Regions from separate parts of the Homo sapiens genome. Here all the other regions are linked to region 1. Evidence: chromatin contacts called from ENCODE Hi-C or POLR2A ChIA-PET data. All regions are on one chromosome and are shown on one strand. Each heading gives the region's core, a stretch centred on a gene start or an enhancer-like site at or near the end of the contact. The rest is flanking DNA. Distances are from core to core; before and after follow the strand shown.

Region 1 (3,622 bases), core at 471-2,970:
GATATACAGTCCTAAAGTTCAATTCAATGTAATTGATTATCATAGGTGGTTTGAAAGAATGAACTAAACTTTAGGATCGTATATCACAGATATACCACATTCAATTAAATTTGACTTAATAAAGTCAAGTCAATTTTCTCTAAGGTAGCAGTCCAAAGACCAGGTTCCAAACTTTTATGGAAGTCCATCGGATTGCTCTAATAAAGGACAATATATTAAGGTCCTACCCAACTATAAACTTCGACAATTTCTCTTATACTTTTTCTAAGATATTTGAAGCACAAAGCCAGGGACACAAAAGGAAACATCAGGCCAGGGGTGGTGGCTCAGGCTCACGCCTGTCATCCCAGCACTTTGGGAGGCCAAGGTGGGCGGATCACAAGGTAACGAGATTGAGACCATCCTGCCCAACATGGTGAAACCCTGTCTCTACTAAAAATACAAAAATTGGCCAGCCATGGTGGCACACGCCTGTAATCCCAGCTACTCGGGAGGCTGAGGCAGGAGAATCGCTTGAACCCTGGCAGCGAAGGTTGCAGTGAGCTGAGATCGCGCCACTGCACTCCAGCCTGGCGACAGAGCGAGACTCCATCTTAAAAAAAAAAAAAAAGAAACATCATTTCTCTTTTCTTTTTCATTCAGGGTCTGGCTCCGTCTCAGTAACTCCTTGGGGAAAGCGATGGAGAAGGGCTCGCTCACGCAGCACTTCTGGCAGTCCCTGAAGGACCACTACCTCAAGTCTCCCAGGCTGGAGTGCAGTGGCACGACTTCAGCACACTGCAACCTCCGCCTCCTGGGTTAAAGCGATTCTCCTGCCTCAGTCTCCCGAGTAGCTGGGATAACAAGTGCGCGCCACGGGGATTAAGCCCTCTCGTATGCCTCTGGAATGGTACTATGTACCATCTTCCTAGCAATGATAAAACACTCAATTACCTGTGTTCTGTGGTTCAAATGGGGAACGCTAATGAGAATATAAGACAGCCAGTTAAAGGGTGGCTAATCCTGACTTATCTATGTTAACCTACATACTCCAGGGATTTGGGAGTGGTTAACAAAGATATCAGGCTGAATTAAGATGGTCTCTACTGTTAGACGTTGATCACTTAATACTCACAGGTATCTACTGAATAACCCATACGGGTAGATGCATGACAGTTTTAGAACTGATCCCTTTTAATACATAACGTTCAGAATGACCTTAGTGAGGCCCAGAAAATTTTGAAGGTCTTTCTGAAAAGCTAGGGTATTTAACATTTCTCCAACTTCCACGTTTACTGAGTGGCTCAACAAAAGAATGCATTTCTCAGAAAGGAGGATGAAGCTAAGCAGGAAGTTTCGCTTTTCTTTTCTGATAACTCTTAGTTCTCGTCCTAGTTCCTCCTCCACAGTCTCTTAACTCTAGGAGTATGATAGGGAGCATCCCGCCGGTGCCAGCTGGGAACGGGGAGCCGGCGTGCCCGGGGTATCCCGGGGTACGTGGTCTGCAGGGCGCAGCCACCACGTCTCAGCATGTGCGTACCCACGAGAGCCGGCAAGAAGGCCCCGGCACAGCAGCCTTGGTGGGAACCTCGCGGCGCTTCCCAGCCCAGACTCTCCTACCGCAAAGGCTTTAAAGACTCGCAGCGACACTCACTTCTTGCTCAGTTTCGGCTCGCTGCCATCCACTTTCACCTCGGCCGCCTGCACGGCCGCCATCTTCCCGGAGGGCCCGACCCAAAAGTAAGGAGGATAGTACGTTAATTTCCAGGTCAAGGTGCGAAGCCCCACCTCTTCCGGGGGAGAGGGGGCGGGCACTCTCGATGCGCCGCGGCTGCTGCTGCGCAGGCCCAGTGCTGCGCTTCGCGGCAGAGGCGTCTGCGGTGACAGCTCAGTCAGTTGAGCTCTGTGTGCCAGGCGCTCGCGAGGGGGTAGCTCTTCTAGTAGTGCTCGGCGTCAGACATGGCGGAGGCGATGGATTTGGGCAAAGACCCCAACGGGCCCACCCATTCCTCGACTCTGTTCGTGAGGGACGACGGCAGCTCCATGTCCTTCTACGTGCGGCCCAGCCCGGCCAAGCGTCGGCTGTCGACGCTCATCCTGCACGGCGGCGGCACCGTGTGCCGAGTGCAGGAGCCCGGGGCCGTGCTGCTGGCCCAGCCCGGGGAGGCGCTGGCCGAGGCCTCGGGTGATTTCATCTCCACGCAGTACATCCTGGACTGCGTGGAGCGCAACGAGAGGCTGGAGCTGGAGGCCTATCGGCTGGGCCCCGCCTCGGCGGCGGACACCGGCTCGGAAGCAAAGCCCGGGGCCCTGGCCGAGGGCGCCGCGGAGCCGGAGCCGCAGCGGCACGCCGGGCGGATCGCCTTCACGGATGCGGACGACGTAGCCATCCTTACCTACGTGAAGGAAAATGCCCGCTCGCCCAGCTCCGTCACCGGTAACGCCTTGTGGAAAGCGATGGAGAAGAGCTCGCTCACGCAGCACTCGTGGCAGTCCCTGAAGGACCGCTACCTCAAGCACCTGCGGGGCCAGGAGCATAAGTACCTGCTGGGGGACGCGCCGGTGAGCCCCTCCTCCCAGAAGCTCAAGCGGAAGGCGGAGGAGGACCCGGAGGCCGCGGATAGCGGGGGTGAGGAGGCTGAGCGCGGGGCCTCGCGGATATCTGCGCGGGTGGGGTTGGGATCTTTCTCCTGGCTGCCTGGCGTCCATCTTGGCATCTTCGGTAGCAGCGCTTGGCCCCGCCCCCTGTTGACATCCGGGTAAATTTGCACCATTTTCTTGCCTTCTCGCTCCCTTGTTGTTTATTATTGTTCTTTTTTTGCGATGGGTCTCTGTTACCTAAGCTGGTCTGAACTCCTGAGCTCAAGCGATCCTCCTGCCTCGGCCACCCAAAGTGTTGGGATTACAGGAGTGAGCCACCACGTCTGGCCTCTCGTCGTTTTTATTTTTTAATTTTTGAGTGGGGGCTCGCTCCGTCGCCCAGGCTGTGATGCAGCCGCGCGATCACGACCTACTGCATCCTGGACCTCCTGGGCTCAAGCGAATCTCCGGCTTCAGCCTCCCAAGTAGCTGGAACTACACTCCCGCGCCACCACGTCCCGCTAAATTAAAAAAAAAATTGTTGTAGAGATGGGGGTCTCGTTGTGTTGCCCTGACAGGTCTCGAACTCTTGGGCTCAAGCGATCCTCCCGTCTCGGTGTCCCAAAGTGTTGGGATTACAGGCGTGAGCCATCACACCCAGCTTCTTGGTCTAGTTTTAATTTACTTTACCATTGACTAGAATATTGACATGGTTCTATATTCAAAAGTTACAAAAAGTATATAGAAAATTCTCTCTTGGCCGGGCGCGGCGGCTCAAGCTTGTAATCCCAGCACTTTGGGAGGCCGAGGCGGGCGGATCACCTGAGGTAAGGAGATCGAGACGAGCCTGACCAACATGGCGAAATGCCGCCCCTACTAAAAATACAAAAATTAGCCGGCCGTGGCGGAGAGTTCCTGTAGTCCCAGCTACTCAGGAGGCTGAGGCAGGAGAATTGCTTGAACCCGGGGGGCGGAGGTTGCAGTGAGCCGAGACTGCGCCACTGCTCTCCAGCGTGGGTGACAGAGCAAGACTCCATCTCAAAAAAAAAAAAAAATTATCTCG
Region 2 (3,622 bases), core at 367-2,866, 4.9 Mb after region 1:
AGCTATAGTCAATCAGGTAAGAGCCAGATCTGTACACACATGCATGCATACACACACAAGCACACAAATGCACACGCACACGCACACACCAGACTCAGACTCCTTCCCCACAGCTATAGCAGTCCTTTCCAAAGCAACTTTGTTGGAGTACCAGGTGTTGAGAGTCAAGCGGGATTCTTTGGCTAGTAATAGTGAACTGGCTGAGATATACAGATTTCTTGGAGGGAAAAAAAGGAGAGAACTACAGTGATCAGAATCACCCACACCTCAACAAAAATTAGAGCAGAACTACAGTTTCTCAGAGTATTTCTGTAGTTAATATAATAAAATGACAGATGTGGAGTTGAAATGGATCATCGAGTCCAAGCCTGCCAATGAGTTCAAAACTGTCCCAGAGCACCCCTAACATGGACCATTCAGAATCCAGTTGACATTCCTAGCACGATGTATGCCTTGTTCAGTGTGAGACTACTTTCTGGAAATGGATGCACAAACAGAATCGGTATTACAGGAAGTTGTTATGGCATGATCCCTATGAAGATGCATTCCCAACTTACAGCTTGTATTTTGTAATCAATATTTGTCCTCCTCTAACCTCAGGAAGTCATAACACGACTCCAGCCATAAAATTTTCCTGCTGTGCTTCGTCGTACAATAGTGGCTCTTTTCCTCCTAGGCTATAAGGATATTATCAATGTCCCTCAAAAGGTCAAGTGACTTCTGATCATTCCTAACTGATCTTTAACGTGTTTCCTCCAACAGTTCCTTAAACACCCAATGGAATGCTCTTCTATGGCAACGTATAGAACCTCCGGAACTACCATTTGCAATTTTTTAGTAACTCAGAACTGTTGATTTTTAAAATGGCAAAAATACAGATCCTAATGGATACTGACAACTAACAGAAATACTGACAAGTAGCAACTCTTCAATGGAGTTGAGAACAGGAAGAGGGTGCTATAACTAGGTGAGAACATAAAATGTGCAACTGTGCTTACTCTACTGATCTTAGAGTAGACAGATAGAAAGTAATTTTTTTAAGTACATAAGGTTGTACTATTTGATGCTCTGATATATTTTTCTTCAATATAAAAACTACTGGGAGGCGAGCGAACAGTATCTGCCCTGAACAGGGCAGTACTAATGGACGGTCACAGGCAGCTAAGACTATCACCAAACCCCTAGAGCAGCCCAACCCCGAAGTCAGATGGTCCTGTCCCCTCCTTACTTGCTCCAGGGCAAGTATCACACGTGGACATTACTGCTTCCGGTACTGTTTCGTGCATTTTGTTTGGTGCATTTTGTCCGTCTCCCTGGCACCTGGTGGGTGGTGAATCAGCAGTTTTTGAACGAATAAGTGGTTATCACATTAATTCGTGCCTCAATGAATGAATGAATGGACAAACACAGGCCGGGAGCCTGACCCACTTCCCTCTTCCCTCCCGGGACCCACTGCTCCAGGATTGGGCGAACCTCAGGTGAGCGCCTGCTCCCCTCTTCCGCGAACCTTCGCCTACGGCGGCCGGGAGGCATCAGGAGCGCGGTCAGGGCGAAAAAGCCGACTCGCGAGCGCGCAGGCGCAGCCCTGACGCTTCCGTGGGGCCACTTCCTTTTTTGTCTCCTAGCAACGGCGGGTAGCGTTGTTGACATCCCGGGAGGCTGTGCCGCCGGCCTGAGCCCAGAGTTTCGCGGCCTCCGCGATGGTAAATCTGGGGTCTCCGTCCACGCCCCGCCGTTCCAAGCACGCCGACCGTCAAGGACCTTCGCACCCAGCTTCTGGGGCCCACCCAGGCACGGGCGGTCCAGGGGCCGCGGCGGAGGCTGGTGGCTCCAGGATCTTCCTGGAGGGGCGAGAGGGAGACCTTGGAAAGGGGCAAGAAGATGTCTAGATGACTGGAAGCTGTTTTGGGAATTGATTTCGCGGGGATGGTACATAAGGAGGGGTGATGTTGAGAAAGGGAAGAGAGAGATTCAGAGGATGAAGAATGCTCAGGGGAGTGAGAAATCCGGGGAGCCAGGAAAGTTTCCAAAGAGGGGGCGGGAGGCCGAGATGGAGAGGAAAAAAAATCAGACCCTTAGAGAGAAGGAAGAGGTGGGACAGGGAAAGCAAGGGAATGGAAGGGTGAGAAGGGAAGATACTGAGAAAGAAGAAAGGGAAATAAAGAAAAAGGAAAGAAGTGATGGGAGACCCGCCCCCCTCCCCCCCAGAAAAAGAGGTAAGAAAAAAAAAAGTAGAGACTGTGGAAAGCAAAGGGCGTTAAGAGAAGAATGAAACGGGGATTGGAGATGGGGATTAAGAAATTATACTAGGAGCACTTACAAATCATGAGAAGAGAAACAACTGGGTGGAGAAATGGAAAGGCCAGGGAAAGAAAAGAAAGGAGTTTGGGAGATAAGTAAAGGGAGAAAGATAAATAAGGACACAGTGGCTGTAAGAAGCTGTGGACATCGTCTTAAAGATTGCCCAAAATGCAGTGAATTATTGATCCCCTGTTCAACGCTTACGGTTTAGTGTAGTGTTTCTCAAAGTCAGATGCAAACATTCGTTGCTACATAAGATGGCCGAGAAATGCTAAATAAGAGTGAATCACATCGTGAGAAAGTTATTCCTCTTCCATTTTGTTCAACCTTCAGACTACATACAGGAGAAAATTTCTGTTGCTATTAGGTCCTTAATACCACTGTCATTTGGAAATTTCCATTTTTTCATCCGAAGAGCAGGCCTCAGGCTCAGAGCTTTCATTGCAGTAGAATTTAATGATAGGCTCTCTCTTCATTTTGTTCATTTTGTTTGTTTTACAGTTATTTCTATTTATGAGGAATAACGTCAGGTTTCCATTTGTGGTAGTGACATACGATTTCCTCTTAAAATGCATTTATTTAAGCTTTTAGCAGTGAGATAATTTAAAGAACACCTAGATAAATAGTATACATGGCATTCATAATGGCAAGAATCATGAATCTAGTACACAAATGCCTAAAGTCAAGAAAACCTTGGCTCTGATGCTGAAATAGAGAAAATAAGTGCTCCTGCCCATACCAAGTACAAAGGAAAACTATCTTGAAGTAACAAAATGTTCACCTGTGCAATACTGAGGAAAAAAGAATATAGCAAACCCTCATCAAGAGAATTTGCAGAATTCAAAATATCCAGTGATTGCTCAGTCATGAAAAATTTGCAGGTTTGGAAAAGATCGTTCTTGTCTTTGAGTTTTCTACAGGGGAAGAAAACATACAATACACTCTACACATAAGATTCCGAATGAGTTTAAAACACAATAATAGATTCCAGAATAATCACTCATAGTTGAACATTCAGCTTGCACTGAGACGCAAGCTATAGTTATCAAGAAAATCCTAGAATCCTGGAATACTTTGTTTTTATAGACTATCCTTTAAATTTAATCATCCGAACTGATTAGGTCACATTAATGAAAATAAGATTTCTCAATAAGGACTACTTTTAGACAGAGGGAGGCCATGATATAGCTCTATAAATATTTAAAGCACTGTAATGTAGAAAAGGAATTTTCATTTGAATACAGCAGGGTCAATGAATGAAAGATAATCTGGGACAAATTTCCATGCAATGTAAAGAATACTTTTCTAGTAAATGGAAACA
Region 3 (3,622 bases), core at 792-3,291, 4.2 Mb before region 1:
GACCTGGTCTCCCTCTTAGCAGGCAAAGGCTGAGGGAAGAAACAGAGAGAACCAACAGTGAGCTCAGCCCAGTAAAATGCTCTCTTTAGAGCAATAAATTTGCCAATAGCAAGCAGCATTCACTTACTAAATGCTCACTGGGTTAGTGGTGCATAAATATGTACTTTTTAATCCACATCATACCATGAGGTTTGTAATTCTGAGGAAACAGATTTTGAAAGAATAAGTAACTTGTCCTAGGACACCAGAGCCTGTCCTCACCAACACCAAGCTAAATGAAGAGCAAAACAAGCAAAAGACACCAATAAACTCAGAGCGAAACCTAACAAGAAGAATCTCAGACCTTTATTTTTAAAAATAAATTTGACTGAGAATATAAAAGGTTAAAAATAGCAAGTATCATGCTTTTGGATGAAAAATACATATTCTCTTATTTAGTCCTCACAACAATCTTTTGAACCTTTAATTTTTCCCAAATGAGAAGACAAGGCTAAGAGAATAATTTCTTCTACCAAGATCACTCAGCTGGTGAATGGATGAACTCGGATCCCACACTAGATCTGCCAGGCTTCAAAGGTCATGTTTTTGTCTGTTTGTTTGTTTGTTGAGACAAGAATCTCACTGTCACCTGGGCTGGAGTGCAATGGCGTGATCTCAGCTGACTGTAACCACGGCCTCCCAGGTTCAAGCAATTCTCCTGCCTCAGCCTCTCAAGTAACTGGGATTACAGGCATGTGCCACCACACCTGGCTCATTTTTGTAATTTTAGTAGAGACAGGGTTTCATCATATTGCCCAGACTAGTCCTCAAACTACTGGCCTCTAGCGATCCACCCACCTCGGCCTCCCAAAGTGATGGGATTACAGGCGTGAGGCACCGCCTCCTGCTTTTAATAACTACACTAAATTCTTTCCAATAGTAATCCTAACAGGAATGCTTTTAGAACTGGCAAAATGATTTTAAGGTTAACATAAAATAATAGACAAGAATGGCCAAGAAAACTCAGGAAAAAAATCTCAGAGCAAGTCTTCCTTTACTTGGACCTGGAGCAGGCATCTTTTTTGTTCATTGCCCCACTCAAGGGCCATGAAAACCAGAAACTGATTACCAAAGGACCCTGAAGGGCCAACTCAACACACTAAAACATCTGGGTTATTGTTTTAACTATATCATCTCTTACAGACACTTTGTATTCTAGTTAAACAGCAATATTCTATAAAAAGCCAGCATCTTCCCTACAGGGACTTAATGCATGATGCTGTTTTCTGCGAGCCTCATCTTGTGCCGCCACCCTCTTTTCTCTTAGTTTAGCTACAATGGCCTTCTTTCAGTTTCCTCTGTGCTAACTCAGGACCTTCATACCTGCTGTTTCTTCTGTATGAACTACTCTTCTCCAATCTCAGAACCATTACAACTGAGATTCTCTGCCTGCCATTCTCTCCAGTAATCTAGCCGCCATTCTCTCCAGTAATCTATCCACCCTTCACCTTCAGATCATGATCGCTCTACAGACCAGGTCAGGTGTCTCTGTTAAACACTCCACTCGCACCGTACTCCTTTTCCTATATACCACTTAATCCAGTTTGAAATTATATATTGATTTGTGCTTTCTTCATTCAACAAATATTTATCTCATACATATTTCATGCAAGGCCACGTGTGACACACAACAGATGAAGTAGAGAGAGAAGGGGCATGATCCTGTCCCTCGCAGAGCTTAGTCTAAAGGAAAGACACATTAATCAAGATTCTCTCAAATAACTTTTAAGTCCACAATTTAAATCACTGCCAGGGGAAACTAACGTGGATGGGAAGCTTAAGAAAATAAATTAACTAAGGTATGAAGGAAATCTTTACAAAAGTAACAGCATACGCAAAAGCCATGTTCTAGTAGTGAAGGATCAAGAACACTGTAGTAGCAGTCAAAGGAGAGTGTGCTGTTAGATGATGCTGAAGAAGTCACAAGGGACAAAGCCACACTTTGTGCACGTCAAGAACTTGGTCTTCGATCTACGTGCACTAAGTCACGGGCAGGTGGAGTGAAATAACCAGATTTGATTAATACATGACTTTCCCATTGGGCGGAAAGCTTCCTGGGGGCGGGGCCCACGCCCCGCCTCATTCACCGCTGCATCCCCGGAATCTAGAGCAGGAACTGGCACATAGCTGCTCAGTAAGCAGCTGTGGCCCAATGAGCAGATGGGGTTTGGGCGGCGTCGAGAACAGAGGCGTCCCTTCCATCCAGCCGCCCATATCCACAGCCTCCATTTCCCAAGGCGCCGATGCAGGCGTGGGGGAGCGAAGGCACCAGAGGGAGACCGGGACCGGCCCGCGAGCAGCCTCCGCTCCCCGGTCCCGGAGGGGCCGCCCTGTCTCCCTCCACTGAGGCAGCAGGGACGAAGCCGACAGCCTTCTCTAGAGGTGCAGTGCCTGAGCCTAGCAAGGACTCCTAGGCGACAAACCCCAACACTCACCTCAGGAAAAACAGAAAGCGGTGCGTGAACGGAAGTGCGTCACTACTTTGGCCTTGCACCCAGGCTCACACGCGTACTCTCTAGGATGCCGGAGCGGTCTTCTCAGTGGTTGTGTGGTTTTACTCCCGGGAGGAGTTTCCACCCGGGGATCCTCAGAGACCTTGAATAGGAAAGAAAGTATATCATTGTTTTCGCTAATCTCTAACCGAAATTTAGCATTTTCTTCTATGTTGGCAACAAACTACTGTAGTATCAGCCGTATCTGTGACTGTCACCGATAGAAATCACAGATATTTTCATATCACATTACAGTTGATGCAGATCTCAGAATATGGCTATTCTCGTCACTAATTTGAAATTGTCCTTGTTGTTATCGGGCCCACCTCAAGTCTTGTCATTACATTTCATCACGTTGGTAAAGCTGCACTTATATTTCTGTATCACAAATTCTAAAAAACTGTTTAATTGTATGTTCATTGGTTTTGAAGGTGTCACCAGACTGCCAAAGGGTCTTTGCACAAAAAAGCTGTCCTCCTTAGAGGTAAAGACCCAGACACGTTAAGAAAGACCAGGTCAGCAGGCCAGGCGCGGTGGCTCACGCCTGTAATCCCAGCACTTTCGGAGGCCAAGGCGGGCAGATCACCTGAGGTCAGGAGTTCGAGACCAGCCTGGTCAACGTGGTGAAACCTCGTCTCTACTAAAAATACAAAAATTAGCCAGGCGTAATGGCGGGCACCTGTAATCCCAGCTACTCGGGAGGCTGAGGCAGGAGAATTGCTTGAACCCGAGAGGTGGAGGTTGCAGTGAGCCGAGATTGTGCCATTGCACTCCAGCCTGGGCGACAAAAGCAAAACTCCATCTCAAAAAAAAAAAAAACCAAAAAAACAAAAAAAAACAAAAAGAAAGAAAGACCAGGTCTAAGGAGGGATATATTAAGTAACTATTTAGGAAGTGAAAACGGTGGACATTTTTTTTTTTAATGACTGAATACAAGGCAGCCAGAGCAATCTATAATAGCCATGAATTTTGGATGACCTGATAGATGAAGGTGCCATTAGCTGAGATCAGGAATTGAAGAAGAGGAGCTGGTTTCAGGCAAGAAGGTGAAAGAATTTAGTTTCAAAAATACTGAACACACACACACACAC
Region 4 (3,622 bases), core at 480-2,979, 4.1 Mb before region 1:
GTGTCAAATCTTGTCAACTAACTTTTCTACATCAGTTGAGATGATCATGTGGTTTTTGTCCTTCATTCTGTTAATGTGGCATATTATATTGATTGATTTTTATATGTTGCATCTCAGTAATAAATCCCACTTGATCATGGTGTATAATCCTTGTAACATACTGTTGAATTTGGTTTGCTAGTACCATGCTAATCTTCTCTGTATTGTTCCAATTTTAGAATATGCACTGCCAAAGGGAACACTCCCACAGCTTTACTTTTTAAATATGGTATAACGTAAAAATACATTAAATTTAGGCTATCAAATGAGTTAAAGACCAATAATTCTTTTCTACATTTGAAACACACAAAAATTAAGACACACATGTGCTAGTTCTTCTGTTTATTGTTTTCTTTGAGGAATTGGGCATCACCTCCTATACAGCTTCAACCTTAACCTTAGCAAATGACTGACTGCCTCTTTGGAAGGTGCTGTGAAACAATTTGGCCTATAGAGAGCATCTGTATTTGCAGGTTCTATAACATTATATGAAACTTGTTTGTAAATAAACCTAAATTGTTTAAAATAAATAAGGATATAAATAATATGTACTGAGAATTCAGTTCTTTTCCAACATATATGCAATAATTCAAACTTCAGGGTACGTAAAATACAACACCTCACACAGAATAATGTGCAGAATATGCGGAGTAACAAAAATTCTCTCCTTGACCAAACTCTAGCCAGGTTCCTCTGAGCCATTTGTGGACTAGGCCTCAACAGACTTGAACAAAACTCTAACACAGTCTCTAACAGTTCAAGGTAGCATCTCTAGGATGACTCCAGCCCCGCTTTAAAGGGCCTGCCTAAAAAAACTCAGGCTGCCAAAGGAATTTACTGTTCCAGCCAACACCTTAAGATATGGCTCCTATCTCCCAGCATCTGTAGGAGGATAAAAGCCTAACTTCCAGAAACACCCTTTAACAAACCCAGATGGGTTTCACATGGACTAACCCCTACTTCGCACTTTTTGTAATCTTTCACTTCCCTCACTCTTCTGAGCGCCCCCTCATTCCTCTCCCCTTCCCTATTTCCCCATTTTTCCTTTAAAGTCTGAGTAACATTTGTACAAATCAAAGTTGAGTTCAGTTCGTGCTGGACTCCTCCTTATTCCATTAGTATATTACTGGTTAAAACCTGTCTCAACCGCTTTACTGTCCTGCTTTGTCTTTGACAAAGGCACGGGGGTGGATTTATTTTTCTGGCTGAGTAGAGATCCTAATGTCAGGCACTGCGGACGGTGAGGGCCACGATTCTTTGGAGAAAAGTTCCAAGGGGCTATACCATTGGAAACTAACACCAGCTAATAGAATTGTCTGCTCTGCGTCACAACTCATGGAAGTTGCTGCTTCTGATCCAGAGCTGGGAAAGGTTAACAGGTGATTACAAAAGCCTAGGATGTTTTGTCAACTTCCTGGAACAATTCCACCAGTCAGAGCCCAAACCGGGGGCAAAGGAGGAAGAGAAACTCGAAGCAGGGTGTGACCAGGGTAGACAGGCTGAAAAAGGAAACAAAATGTAACATCCTAAGAGAACGCAGAGGCCGAATAAAGGAACTAACCCTCACCTGCAGCTCAGATTCTACGCCGGCGCCCGGAGCTGTGTCCTGTTGCCTAGCGACGGCGCATGCGCACTGACTAGCGCAGCCCCCTAAACATGCATCCGCGCCTGCGCAGCCGCGGGTCGCCCAGGGTTGGGATGTTGGTGTCGGCTGGGGGCTGCTGTGAGGCGCTTGGTAGCACCCAGTCCTGATACTCTCCAGTTACCCGGTAGGCGGGGCTCGGACACAAAGAAAAGGTGAATTCGCAGCTGAGAGCCCTTGTTTCCGGTCCTTTTTTTTTTTTTTTTGAGATGGAGTCTCGCTCTGTCACCCAGGCTGGAGTGCAGTGGCGCCATCTCGGCTCACTGCAAGCTCTGCCTCCGGTGTTCAAGCGATTCTCCTGCCTCAGCCTTCTAAGTAGCTAGGATTACAGGCGCGCGTCACCACGCTTGGCTAATTTTTGTATTTTTAGTAGAGCCGAGGTTTCACCAAGTTGGTCAAGATGGTCTCAAACTTCTGACCTCGTGATCCGCCCGCCTCGGCCTCCCAAAGTGCCGGGATTACAGGCGTGAGCCACCGCGCCCGGCCGTCTCCGATCTTTACACGCATTCTTCGTGTTATCTGAAGACACTCTGACGCCACCACCCAAAGCAACTGGCAGTTGACTCTTGGCAATTTTAAGCTTGTGTGGAAAGCAGCCGCCGCCCGGTAGCTCCTTTTTATCTAGAGACACTCAGGATGTGGGGGACACCCCAGCAATGCCATCCCTCCTTTGACCTCCAGAGCGCGCAGAATTACAAAGTTGAGTAATACTTTATTTGAAAAAATGAAAAGTGCACACACACACACACACACACACACTTACATAGGCACAGTATAATCTGGAAGTATGACCAGCAAATGATAACTGATTCCCTCAGGGGAGAAGAAACTGGGTGGCTGAAGGACAGGAATGAGAAAGAAGGACAGTTGCGTTTGTTTGTATCGTTTGAAATTGTCCAGTGTGTATGTGTTCTTTTCAAATGTTTGAAGAACCATTGGCTCCCTTATCAAAATGTAAATACCAAGGAAAATCAGGAATTTAAGAAGTCTAAGAATTCTGTAATGCTGGGTAGAATTTTCTGTACGTGTAAAACTAAAATGTCTTTTGTAAATCACTGAGTCTTCCTGTTTATTTCTGGTTAGAGATCTTTGGGGGCTTGGATGGAGGAACAGGAAAAGAGGAGCCAGGCTTTTTTGGAAAATTGGCGGCAGCGGTGGCATACGGGAAACTGAAATCTTTATCTAATCTCATCCTTTGTATATTCGTCTTGGATTTGCTGAAGAAAATTAAAAGGTAAATTTTGCTGTGAGCTCACTGAACTCAAATTGAAAGGGAACATATGCTGTTTATTTTTGTGAAGGACATTAATTGGGTGTGACTGGCAGGGTTGAGACCTGAAGTTCCTCTTTTAGATAAGGAAAATTTCCCTTGGTGAGAAATCTCTAGACTAGTTATGATAGATTCCTAACCCCCAACCTTGAAAGGTAACTTAAGGCTCCCTCCTCTAAGGGAAGGGCTGAAGAAAAAATTAAACAGGCAACTGTGCCTATGAAGATTTGCGAAAAAAAAAAAAAAAAAAAAACATCTAGGACACTTCTCATTCACTGGGTCAAGCCAGAGCCATCAACTTTGTGACCTAGTGAGTGGTTAGTGGATATAGGCAAGCGTAGTAACTTGGGACCAGAGGTTAGGGATCCAGAAAGTTGAAAATGTAAAGACAAAGGCCAGAGGTTATAACTTACTGCCTCTTGGTAAGTAGGAAGCCAGAAGTTGAGCTCCCAAATAAAATGTTTTAGGAACTGTGGTTCTTAAGTAACTCCAAAAGTCAGTACATTTACAAAGAAGTAAATGAAACCTCATAGGTAATGAAACAATGAGACTGAGGAGTGCCTGGGATTAGAAATTCCCAAACGGAGAAAAAAACACATCACAGAAGAGCCATACTTGGTGAAATTTATTAAAAAAAAAAAAAGAAAAACAATAATTTATGCCCTTGGCAA

What was found. A loop is a pair of places that touch in the nucleus more often than their neighbours do. ChIA-PET counts read pairs that join two places held with the same protein, here RNA polymerase II (POLR2A). Pooled maps may share reads with other maps.
Region 2: a pooled map shows a loop between it and region 1 (9-fold over the local background). The contact joins the promoter of DYNLRB2 here to the promoter of KARS1 in region 1. A Hi-C loop is called at or near these places in 4 of 50 pooled maps.
Region 3: a map of B cell shows a loop between it and region 1 (29-fold over the local background). The contact joins the enhancer-like site here to the promoter of KARS1 in region 1. A Hi-C loop is called at or near these places in 2 of 168 maps with a recorded cell type or tissue (B cell and naive thymus-derived CD4-positive, alpha-beta T cell) and 5 of 50 pooled maps.
Region 4: a loop to region 1 is called in a pooled map, with 8 times the contacts of the local background. The contact joins the promoter of TAT-AS1 here to the promoter of KARS1 in region 1. A Hi-C loop is called at or near these places in 5 of 50 pooled maps. POLR2A ChIA-PET finds 5 or more read pairs at or near these places in 3 of 52 experiments (CD4-positive, alpha-beta T cell, RWPE1 and activated T-cell).

What each region holds. Positions count from the first base shown.
Region 1 is chr16:75,645,945-75,649,566 of GRCh38, forward strand. KARS1 (lysyl-tRNA synthetase 1) reads right to left here and starts at 1,721. Exons shown (of 14, transcript NM_005548.3): 1 at 1,634-1,721. The coding sequence starts at 1,695. It overlaps TERF2IP (TERF2 interacting protein), which reads left to right and starts at 1,829. Exons shown (of 3, transcript NM_018975.4): 1 at 1,829-2,608. The coding sequence starts at 1,939. RefSeq lists enhancers at 1,574-1,753, 1,793-2,750, 2,684-2,953, 2,751-3,622 and a silencer at 2,254-2,373.
Region 2 is chr16:80,539,377-80,542,998 of GRCh38, forward strand. DYNLRB2 (dynein light chain roadblock-type 2) reads left to right here and starts at 1,617. Exons shown (of 4, transcript NM_130897.3): 1 at 1,617-1,703. The coding sequence starts at 1,701. The region is part of intron 1 of DYNLRB2-AS1 (DYNLRB2 antisense RNA 1); the gene reads right to left. RefSeq lists an enhancer at 1,668-1,757.
Region 3 is chr16:71,482,115-71,485,736 of GRCh38, forward strand. ZNF19 (zinc finger protein 19) reads right to left here. Exons shown (of 6, transcript NM_006961.4): 2 at 2,475-2,634; 3 at 1-29. Among named protein-coding and RNA genes, the nearest start is that of ZNF19, 5.4 kb to the right of the region's middle. RefSeq lists an enhancer at 1,754-2,663 and a silencer at 2,231-2,510. Within about 2 kb of position 2,042, at least 41 of the 41 ENCODE cell types and tissues checked have a DNase peak (open chromatin) inside an H3K27ac peak, as active enhancers do; they include B cell, where a contact is called at or near this core.
Region 4 is chr16:71,563,287-71,566,908 of GRCh38, forward strand. It overlaps TAT-AS1 (TAT antisense RNA 1), which reads left to right and starts at 1,730. Exons shown (of 3, transcript NR_103852.1): 1 at 1,730-1,836; 2 at 2,765-2,915. It overlaps TAT (tyrosine aminotransferase), which reads right to left. Exons shown (of 12, transcript NM_000353.3): 12 at 2,374-3,622. LOC124903710 (a long non-coding RNA gene) reads right to left here and starts at 1,654. Exons shown (of 2, transcript XR_007065106.1): 1 at 1,607-1,654; 2 at 367-1,538. It also overlaps the pseudogene RNU6-1061P. RefSeq lists an enhancer at 2,150-2,681.